2 separate regions of the Homo sapiens genome follow, and region 1 is linked to region 2. The links are chromatin contacts, found by Hi-C or POLR2A ChIA-PET in ENCODE. All regions are on one chromosome and are shown on one strand. Each heading gives the region's core, a stretch centred on a gene start or an enhancer-like site at or near the end of the contact. The rest is flanking DNA. Distances are from core to core; before and after follow the strand shown.

Region 1 (4,774 bases), core at 1,657-4,156, 87 kb before region 2:
AGAAGCCTTTCAAATGGCATTCCCAGGCCTGAGAGGGGAAGTCCTTGTGCTTAGAAATTTTCCATCCTCCTCCACAGCTGAAATGCCTCCCTTGGCTGAAATGCCTCCCTCAGCATTTTTGTTTTGAACGCCCTTTCTTGGGGGATCCTAACCCAGCTGCAAGAATTCACTGTGGGCTGAAACCTGGCAGATTAGATCTTGGAGAGGGAAAGTGATTTGAAAGTAATGTTTGTTCTTAAAAATGACAAACAAGTATTGCAGGTTTCTGTTATTTTTTGTGTTCCAATTAAATTGTTGAGGATTTTGAAGATCAGTTACAAGACCTTTGAATTTGCCAAATGGCAGGTTTCCTTTGCTCCTTTTAATTTTTAAAAGAAAATAAGCTGTAACTTGTAAAAATTGGCTCTTCTTTAAGCAAGGACTTCTTATTACAGCTACTAAATGCCCAGGATTTATCTCTATATGCTTTTCAACTATGGCCTCTAGTATGAAAAGTTGAGCAAATTTTTACCTTTTCCGTATTAAATTGCATTGTTTGACCAAAGATTAAATGACATCTTAATGCCATAAAATTCTATGTCATTTTTTCCTATTTCCATTTTTTATAGAGAAAAAACAAATGTTATTTTGTATTGGTTGTTCATCATCCTGACAAAAGTAACTTTTTCTTCAGTTGCCTCTTCACTCTTTTCTCATCCAGAGTAACCTCCCAGCTATTAATAGCCTATTTCCTTTAAATCCTAACCTGTACCCGCATCAAATGGCATTAGCATTGTCCTGTTTCTGCATTATTGATTCTAACTTATCAAATTACATGATGATACAGTTATTGATGTCACAGGTGAACTAACAAGACCTGCACTACCTATAGCTATGACTGGTCTGCTTCAGTTCGCAGATTAGGAAATTGCTACAGATTAATATCCTAATTTCAGAAGGCATTTGACAGTATCTTTTATATTATGACTTCATGACCAGCTAGATAAATGTATTATCATTGGTATTGTGTAGGTTTGTGAAACAATTTACTTGGTATCAAGTAATGAATTGGTATTAAGCTGGAAGGAGGTCACTAGTATAGGTAGTAAGTTTCAGGCTAATACTCTTCATTCTTCTAATGTAATAGAATTTGCATGAAGCTGAGATATTATAACTTTATAAGAGAAGGTAACTGAGAAAAGATGACCAATTTTATTATAAAGCACAGTCTCTGTCATGAAGGACGAATAAAATCTAATGGACTTGTGTTTTCCTAATATTCCTCAAAAAACTCATATATACACAAACAAATGATCATACAGATATAGAACTGTAGAGAATTGACTTAGCCACAATATTTATGAGGACTCGAAAGTTTTAGTAAATTAATTGGAATCAATGATAAGACATGCCTTCCAGAAAAAAACAAAACCTGACATCTAAGTCTGCATCTATAGAAGCATAGATACTTCTAGAGATCTGAATTTCTGTAATCATTTTGAAGCCCCATGTCTTAAGACATTGACAAGTAGAGAGGATTAATTTGATGCATTCATTTAAGAACTAGAGCTGTGTCTTCCTGCAAAATGGAAGAGTTTGTGAATATGATTGTCGCTTTCAAATATCTAAAAAGCTATTGCAGGAAAAAGGAATTGCATTACTCTTCTTTTTGTTCTTCCAAAGTGCAAAATCAAGAGCAATAGTGGAAGTTATAGAGAGATAGATTATGGTTCAGCGTAAGAAAGAAATCCCGTTTGACTTAGATCTTTCGTAGGACAGAATGAACTCTTTTGGAAAGTAGCAATTTTGTTCACATGGGGAAAATTTAATCAGAGACTGGATGAACATTTTAGATTGATTTATATTAGCATTTTTCACTGCATGTCCTGCAAATTACCACCCTTGTAAGATATTTTGCAAGTTTCTGGGTCAACCAGCTTTGAGAGATATTACAGAGTATGTTGACCTCTTGAATATTTACAATGTGCATCAGCATATTAGAGACTCTGAAAGTTCCACAATAAAGAAAGCTGTTTAACTTTGTGTAACCCGGCATTTCCCAATTTATTTAAGCCCCTCAGTTTTTCACATGTCGTGGAACAAATATGCTTCAGAACTCACATTGGGAAATGCACTTAAAGGAGGTGAACCAGATAACTTTGATTCCGTGAAACTATTTTCTCCATATGTATTGACAGGTTATTTTATAAATTCACACACATACATCTGTGTGTTTGTGTTTGTGTGTATCTATGTAGCCGAGGGTGGGTTTTAAGTCTTATTTATAGATAGGTGACAATTTTGAAAGAGTTTTTATGAAGGCCAATAAATTAATAGCATGATGAATAAATACTCCTTTAAGAATCTCAACTGCCTCAAGAAAACTACAATTCTTAATTTTCCATAGAGATGTCATGAAAGCGAAATGTATTTGTCACATATCAACAACCACTCATCAACCTGAGAATAAGGCTAAAGCTCCAGAACTTTTTTTTCTTCTTTTTTTCCCTTTCCCTCCCCTGCCATTTAGGCGAAAAGCCAATTTCTTGAAAGTGGTACAGGAGGGGATGTGAGCAAATACAGCGTAATGATTGAGCTACAATTTAAGCATCTGGTTTTATTTATGTGCAAGCACCGTGCACAGAACTTAATTAATATGACTGAAAAAAAAAACCATGTGTCTATTGAAATGTTAGGTAGTGCCTCACATATGTGTGTTTCTCTTTCCTAAACACTCCCCGATCCTGATCTTTTTATCACACCTTCGAGATTCAGTTTTGTGCAAGATTTATGAACATGCAGTTTTTCTTCCTCTTCTGACTTTCTATTTTTCTTTCCCTGTAGTTTTATATCTAGAAAACTACTACTTTGGCAAGGGTTGAGGACTGAGTCACGGACGTGCCCTTACTCACGTCTTCTGTGATTTGAAGGCAGAATCTGAAGCAAATTCCAACACAGCTGTGAGAGGCAGCCCGTTTTTGTTCTTAAAATGCTAACTACACACATTTGCAAACCTGCAAAGCTATTTTTCTCCTTCCTTTGGAAGGTGTTAAGGCTAAAAGGACATGTAGACAGGAGACAGCAAGGAGAGTCCCTTTCCTGTCTCTGTTATAGAACTTCTATTTATTTTTAGTGTTTATTTTTTCACTTGTGAATGACATGATACTGACCTGGAAGAAACATTGCTTCTGGGATATGTAGCTGATCTCCTGCTACTGTCCCTATAGTCCACCGAAAAGTTAAAAGGCTTCAATTCTGATCATCTTCTCCAGGAGAATTTTTATAGCCAGTGATGTCAAGCTTACATTTTAACTTTGTTTTCATTTGTTTGTTTTTTAATATACTTGGTTATTAATGTCATAGTTCATCAATAGCCTACCAGGTACAAAAATCATCTAGTAAAATAAAGCAAAATCTATGGTAGTTATATTATTTTCAAAACTATTTTTTGGCATTCTCATTGTGTTGCCCAGTCTGGAGTGCAGTGGTGTGATCTCGGCTCTCTGCAACCTCCACCTCCCGGGTTCAAGCGATTCTCATGCCTCAGCCTTCCAAGTAGTTGGGATTATAGGCACCTGCCACCATGCCCAGATAACTTTTGTATTTTTTAGTAGAGATGGGGTTTCACCATGTTGGCCAGGCTGGTCTCGAACTCCTGACCTCAAGTGATCTGCCCACCTCAGCCTCCCAAAGTGCTGGGATTACAGGTGTCAACCACCACACCCGGCTCAAACCATGTTTAAGTTAGCAGAAGCCATTTTTAAAATAAAATCTCTTGAATCATTGTAATTTTTTTAAAAAGAGAGAAGAAAAAATAATAAATGAAGATAGTTGTGTTGGTGAAACTGCTCCTCTTCTGTATTCAACAGTCCTTGAGGGACCTCTAAAGTACCTCCAGAAGTCATTGTGACAGCCACTTCTCTCAAATGCAAGAAATCAGAAGAAAGACCTGTATACATAAAAAAAGGATAAAACAAGGGTAAAGCATTTCTTTGTGTTGAGAACTTTCCAAATCTTACCTTCTAGCTATTTTGCAATAGATTATAAATTATTGTTAACTGTAGTCTCCCTACTGTGCTATTCCATACTGTAACTTATTCCTTCTATCTAACTGTATTTTTATACCCATTAACCAATGCCTCTTCATTCTCACCTCTCCCACTACCCTTTCCAGCCTCTGGTAGCCATCAGAGACTACTTACTACCTCTATGAGATCAATTTTTTAGCACCTGTATATGAGTGAGAACATGCAATATTTGTCTTTCTGAGCCTGGCTTATTTACCTTAACATACTGTCCTCCAGTTCCATCCATGTTGCTGCAAATGTTTCTTCACAGGAAACATGGTGTATATATACACACGAGAATATTATTCAGCCATAAAAAAGAATACAACCCTGTCATTTGCAGGAACTCTTATGTTTAGATATCTGTACTTTCATGTTCATTGATGGACACTTAGGTTGATTTCACAGCTTAGCTATTGTGAATACTCCTACAATAAACATGAGAGTACAGATACCTCTTTAATACACTAGTTTCCTTTCCCTTGGATATATACTCAGCAGTGCGGTTGCTAGATCTTATGGTAATTCTACTTTTAGTTTTTTGAGGACTCTCCATACTGTTTCCATATTGGTTTCCATAGTGGCTGCACTGATTTGTATCTCTACCAACATCATTGTCAGGTCACCATTTGCTATATGAAGTCTTTTGGATTATAGCCATTTTAACTGGGGTGAGATGATATCTCACTGTGGTTTTGATTTGCATTTCTCTGATGATTGGTGATGTT
Region 2 (4,373 bases), core at 1,337-3,836:
TTTGACCTTACCTTTGTTTTACGGGTGAGAAAATTGAGATAATTTACATCATCTTCAATCCCAGGATTCCTTTATTCTTCGCCTCAGGCCTTAACTCAAATAATCTCATAGCCAGAGAAGCAGGAGTTGTGGAAATGTTTATGATACAACAATTGAAAGTCTAATTTTTGCTTTCTTTCTCAGGCCTCTATAAAACCAAAATGTGGGCGCATGATCAGCTTCTCATCTGGAGGAGAGAACCCTCATGGGGTGAAGGCAGTCACCAAGGGAAAGAGGTGTGCTGTGGCTCTGTGGTTCACCTTGGACCCACTTTATAGAGAATTGGTGAGTTTCTCACCCGCCCAGAAAGCCAATTAGGCTTGCTTCATGAACTGCTTTATCTGAGAAGTCCTTTAAATTGCTTCGTCTGAGGAAAAGAAGAGGGTAAAGGCAGTTCTTAATCAGATATGTTCTAGTAAGTGAAGATGTTTGTAGAAATAGCTGTGTCAATGATATTTGATAGTCACTAATCTGTCTTGAGCTTATTAACAAATTGTAAGGCTGGGCGTGGTGGCTCACTCCTATAACCCCAGAACTTTGGGAGGCCGAGGTGGGCAGATCACTTGAGGTCGGGAGTTCGAGACCAGCCTGATCAACATGCTGAAACCCCATCTCTACTAAAAATACAAAATTAGCTGGATGTGGTGGCATGCGCCTGTAGTTCCAGTTACTCGGGAAGCTGAGGCAGGAGAATCGCTTGAACCTGGGAGGCGTAAATTGCAGTAAGCCGAGATCGCACCACTGCACTTCAGCCTGGGCAACAGGGCAAGACTCTGTCTCAAAACAAAAACAAAAACCAAAACAACTCTGTGGCATCAGGGAGGAATCACTTTTTATTGGTCACCCAGAAGACGGATTTGTTTTCTCGCAAATCATAAGAAATAGTATTGAATCATTTATGAAACGTATTTGAAAGAGGGCAAGGAAACCTAAAAGATTATTATTACTTATTACTGTTATTACATTAAGTATTTCAATATTATTATATGCAAACTAGCTGAGGACACTTAGCTAGGAGGAGACCATGATCTCATCGTTTTGGAAGCCCGTGGGCAGATGTCATAGTCTCCACCTGTGGAGCTGCAGCGGTATGAATTAAGACCAATGGGTAGAAGCCCTGGAGGGAAAATTTGGGCTCCACACAAGGAATAACTTTCAAATAGTCACCACAGTTTGGCAGAATTGTCTGCTTTGGAAGCACTGATTGGATGGCTCCAATCAAAGCCCAGGCAACTGCTTAGCATGGAACGCTGAAATGGAATCTAAAACATCGTAGCAGAGGCTTAACTGGATGACCTCCAAATCTTCTCCAGCCCTAAGTATTGATGAAGCTATGAAATTCTATTCTTAAAACTGGCATTCTATCCAGTTTTCCTTGTTAGGTTCCTAAGTTGAATCCAATTTCATCAGAAACTATTTAAAAATAATGCGTTTTTCTCATATACTTTTCACCATCAAATCTAACTTACAAAGTGTTTCCCCACATTCCCTAAGCCATTCTTTCACATATTTTACAAAAGACCTATTGTGACCTTTTATTGTACAGAAGAGCTATTATTATCTGCCTTGGAAACTCTGCTAGATAGGCCCTAGGGGTAGAAGGGTGAACAGAACAAGGTCCTGGACTATGAGGAGCTTGGACAGAACAGCTAGTAAATACGCTGTAAGAAGAGAACAGTATATGTTTTGTAGCAGGGAATCAAGGAAGACTTCTATAAGCTCAGACCTAGAAGCAAAGACGATAGCCAGGCATAGAAAAAATGGCCCTGGCTGGGCGTGGTGGCTCACGCCTATAATCCCTGCACTTTTGGAGGCCTAGGTGGGTGGATCACCTGAGGTCAGGAGTTGGAGACCAGCCTGGCCAACATGGTGAAACCCCATCTCTACTAAAAATACAAAAATTAGCCTGGCGTGGTGGCACGCACCTGTAATCCCAGCTGCTCGGGAGCCTGAGGCAGGGGAATCGCTTGAACCCAGGAGGTGGAGGCTGCAGTTGCAGTGAGCTGAGATCACTCCACCACACTGTAACCTGGGCGACAAGAGTGAGACTCTGTCTTAAAAAAAAAAAAAAAAAAAAAAAAGAAGAAGAAGAAAAAGAAAGAAAGGCCCTGACAAAAGGACCAGAGCACAGAGTCCTGAAAACCTCAAGGGAGCAGCAAACAATTGCCTTCCCCTATCATTACTTTATATCCTGGTATTTTCCATCTCCAAAATGTTAGCATTCCATCAAAGCATTTTTTTTTAAACTAAGGAACCTATGTCAATGGGTAGACAGTGAAGATAAAATTATTGAAATATTACCTCACTATTCTAGTATTCAATTCAGCAGACATTTAATCTATTTCATCATTCAGTATCCAAACTCCCTTTTCCAAGGTATTGTTCTCTCAAAATAAGCTAACACAAAGTAAGTTCTCTTTGCTCCTTTGTAATAGGAAACATCAACGCCAGCGTCCCTTCCTCTGATGGAAAAGTACTAGAAAACCTCTCCAGTCTTCAGGCCGTAGCGGCATCTAGTGGCCACAGTGGGAAATGACCAGAACTTTTTCCTCAGCTAAATTAGCCCAGGCTGTGAATCATTCTTTGCTACACGTGGAGATCATCTATTGATCGTTACAAACTACTAACATCTGTGTTTCAGGAGTTTTAAGAGCTCCCCAGGTGATTCTAACGTGCAGCAGCAGAGTTTGGGAGTTCCTGGCCTAGACGTCTTTTTGCAGATTGAATCTCAGAAAAAAAAAATGCCTACCTATGAACAAGTCATTAGAGCTGGCCGATTCTCATGCTTATTATGAATTACTTTAAAGGGTCTCAGTTCTCAAGGAGTATTTAGCAACATCCTTTTAAGGATGCAAGGATGTTCGAAGCTTCATATATATTGGTTCCAGCTCTTGAATTTCTTTCCCTTAATGAGAAACAAGATTACAATCATTTCTTGTGGTCAACAGATGTGAAAGCTTTGTATGTGTGTCGATTTGTTAAGTATCAGGATTGTTTTCCTTGGCCGGGCACGGTGGCTCAGTCCTGTAATCCTAGCACTTGGGGAGGCCGAGGCGGGCAGATCACCTGAGGTCAGGGGTTCGAAACCAGCCTGGCCAACATGGCGAAACCCCGTCTCTACTAAAATTACAAAAATTAGCCAGGCATGGTGGCATATGCCTGTAATCCCAGCTACTGGGGAGGCTGAGGCAGGAGAATCACTTGAATCCAGGAGGTGGAGGTTGCTGTAACCCGAGATCGCACCACTGCACTCCAACCTGGGCAACAGAGTGAGACTCTGTCTTGAAAAAAAAAAAAAAGATTGTTTTCCTTATATTTGTAAAGTAGTACTTGGGCTTTTTATTTAGATGTGGCAGCAACTTAATTTTCTGTTATTTAGTATATCTAGTCCTTTTAGTTGCCTTTTTGTAAACATTTTTTATTACAAGCTCTTGCATGAAAGGGGCTTTGTTTTCAATTCATAAAATAGTTATTTATTTAACTTACTGTGCGCAGGCACTGTGTTAAAGACCGCCTATGGGGAATGCACACTAGTAGGATATAATTCCTATTTTCAAGGAGCTTGAAGTCAAATTGGAGAAATAATACAAGGACCCAACTAATTAAACCACAAGGCAAGTTTTGGTAAGAATCCTTAGCAGCAAATGCGTGGTTTGAGGGATATCAAAAAGCAATCCAAAAAGGCTTCTTTGAGGAGATGGCATTTGAAAAAAAGCTTTAAAAGATCAATTTCTTTAGGGAGAGGCATTTTAGACAGAGAAAGGCTTCATCCATTTACACATTTACTCATCAAAGAAAATAGAACTCTTGCCACATGTCAGTGGCTTTTCTGAGCACTGAAAATACAGTAGTGACCAAGAAGATAAGATGCCCTGCTCTTCTGGAGCTTACATTCTAGTGGAAGGAAACAGATCCCAAAAAAGTAAAAAATAAATAAATAATCGAGAGATTTTTCACACGGTGACCAATGATGTGTGGAAAATGGAACAAGACAACTGATTCTGGAGTGAAAGGGTAGGAGCGGCAAATTGTGAGGCCTCGCCAAACAAGTGGCATGTGAGCTGAAACCTAATAAATTAGAAGTCCACTAGGATAAATGTCTGGAGGAGAGTATTCCAGGCAGAGGACAAGCTGCAAAGGCCCAGAGACAATAAGATGTTTGGAGTCACCAAGAAACAAAGAAAGCCAGAGCATCTGGAATATGGCAGACAAGAGGGAGAGTGGCTTCAGTAGAGGACGTGGAGGCGGCAGGAGTCGGATTCCACAGGCTGATTGGGAAATGCGAATTGTATTCTAACTAGTGGAAAGTCATGTAGTCCCCACACCCCAACACA

The links. Hi-C counts contacts between places; a loop is a spot of excess contacts on that map. ChIA-PET counts read pairs that join two places held with the same protein, here RNA polymerase II (POLR2A). Pooled maps may share reads with other maps.
Region 1: a map of DLD1 shows a loop between it and region 2 (5-fold over the local background). The contact joins two enhancer-like sites. A Hi-C loop is called at or near these places in 3 of 168 maps with a recorded cell type or tissue (DLD1, astrocyte of the cerebellum and endothelial cell of hepatic sinusoid), 1 of 37 single-sample maps with no recorded cell type and 2 of 50 pooled maps. POLR2A ChIA-PET finds 5 or more read pairs at or near these places in 2 of 52 experiments (H1 and SK-N-SH).

Annotation. Positions count from the first base shown.
Region 1 is chr3:190,047,148-190,051,921 of GRCh38, reverse strand. The region is part of intron 1 of P3H2 (prolyl 3-hydroxylase 2); the gene reads left to right. Among named protein-coding and RNA genes, the nearest start is that of P3H2, 71 kb to the left of the region's middle. Within about 2 kb of position 2,906, at least 4 of the 41 ENCODE cell types and tissues checked have a DNase peak (open chromatin) inside an H3K27ac peak, as active enhancers do.
Region 2 is chr3:189,959,909-189,964,281 of GRCh38, reverse strand. It overlaps P3H2 (prolyl 3-hydroxylase 2), which reads left to right. Exons shown (of 15, transcript NM_018192.4): 14 at 184-324. Among named protein-coding and RNA genes, the nearest start is that of MIR944, 130 kb to the right of the region's middle. Within about 2 kb of position 2,586, at least 4 of the 41 ENCODE cell types and tissues checked have a DNase peak (open chromatin) inside an H3K27ac peak, as active enhancers do.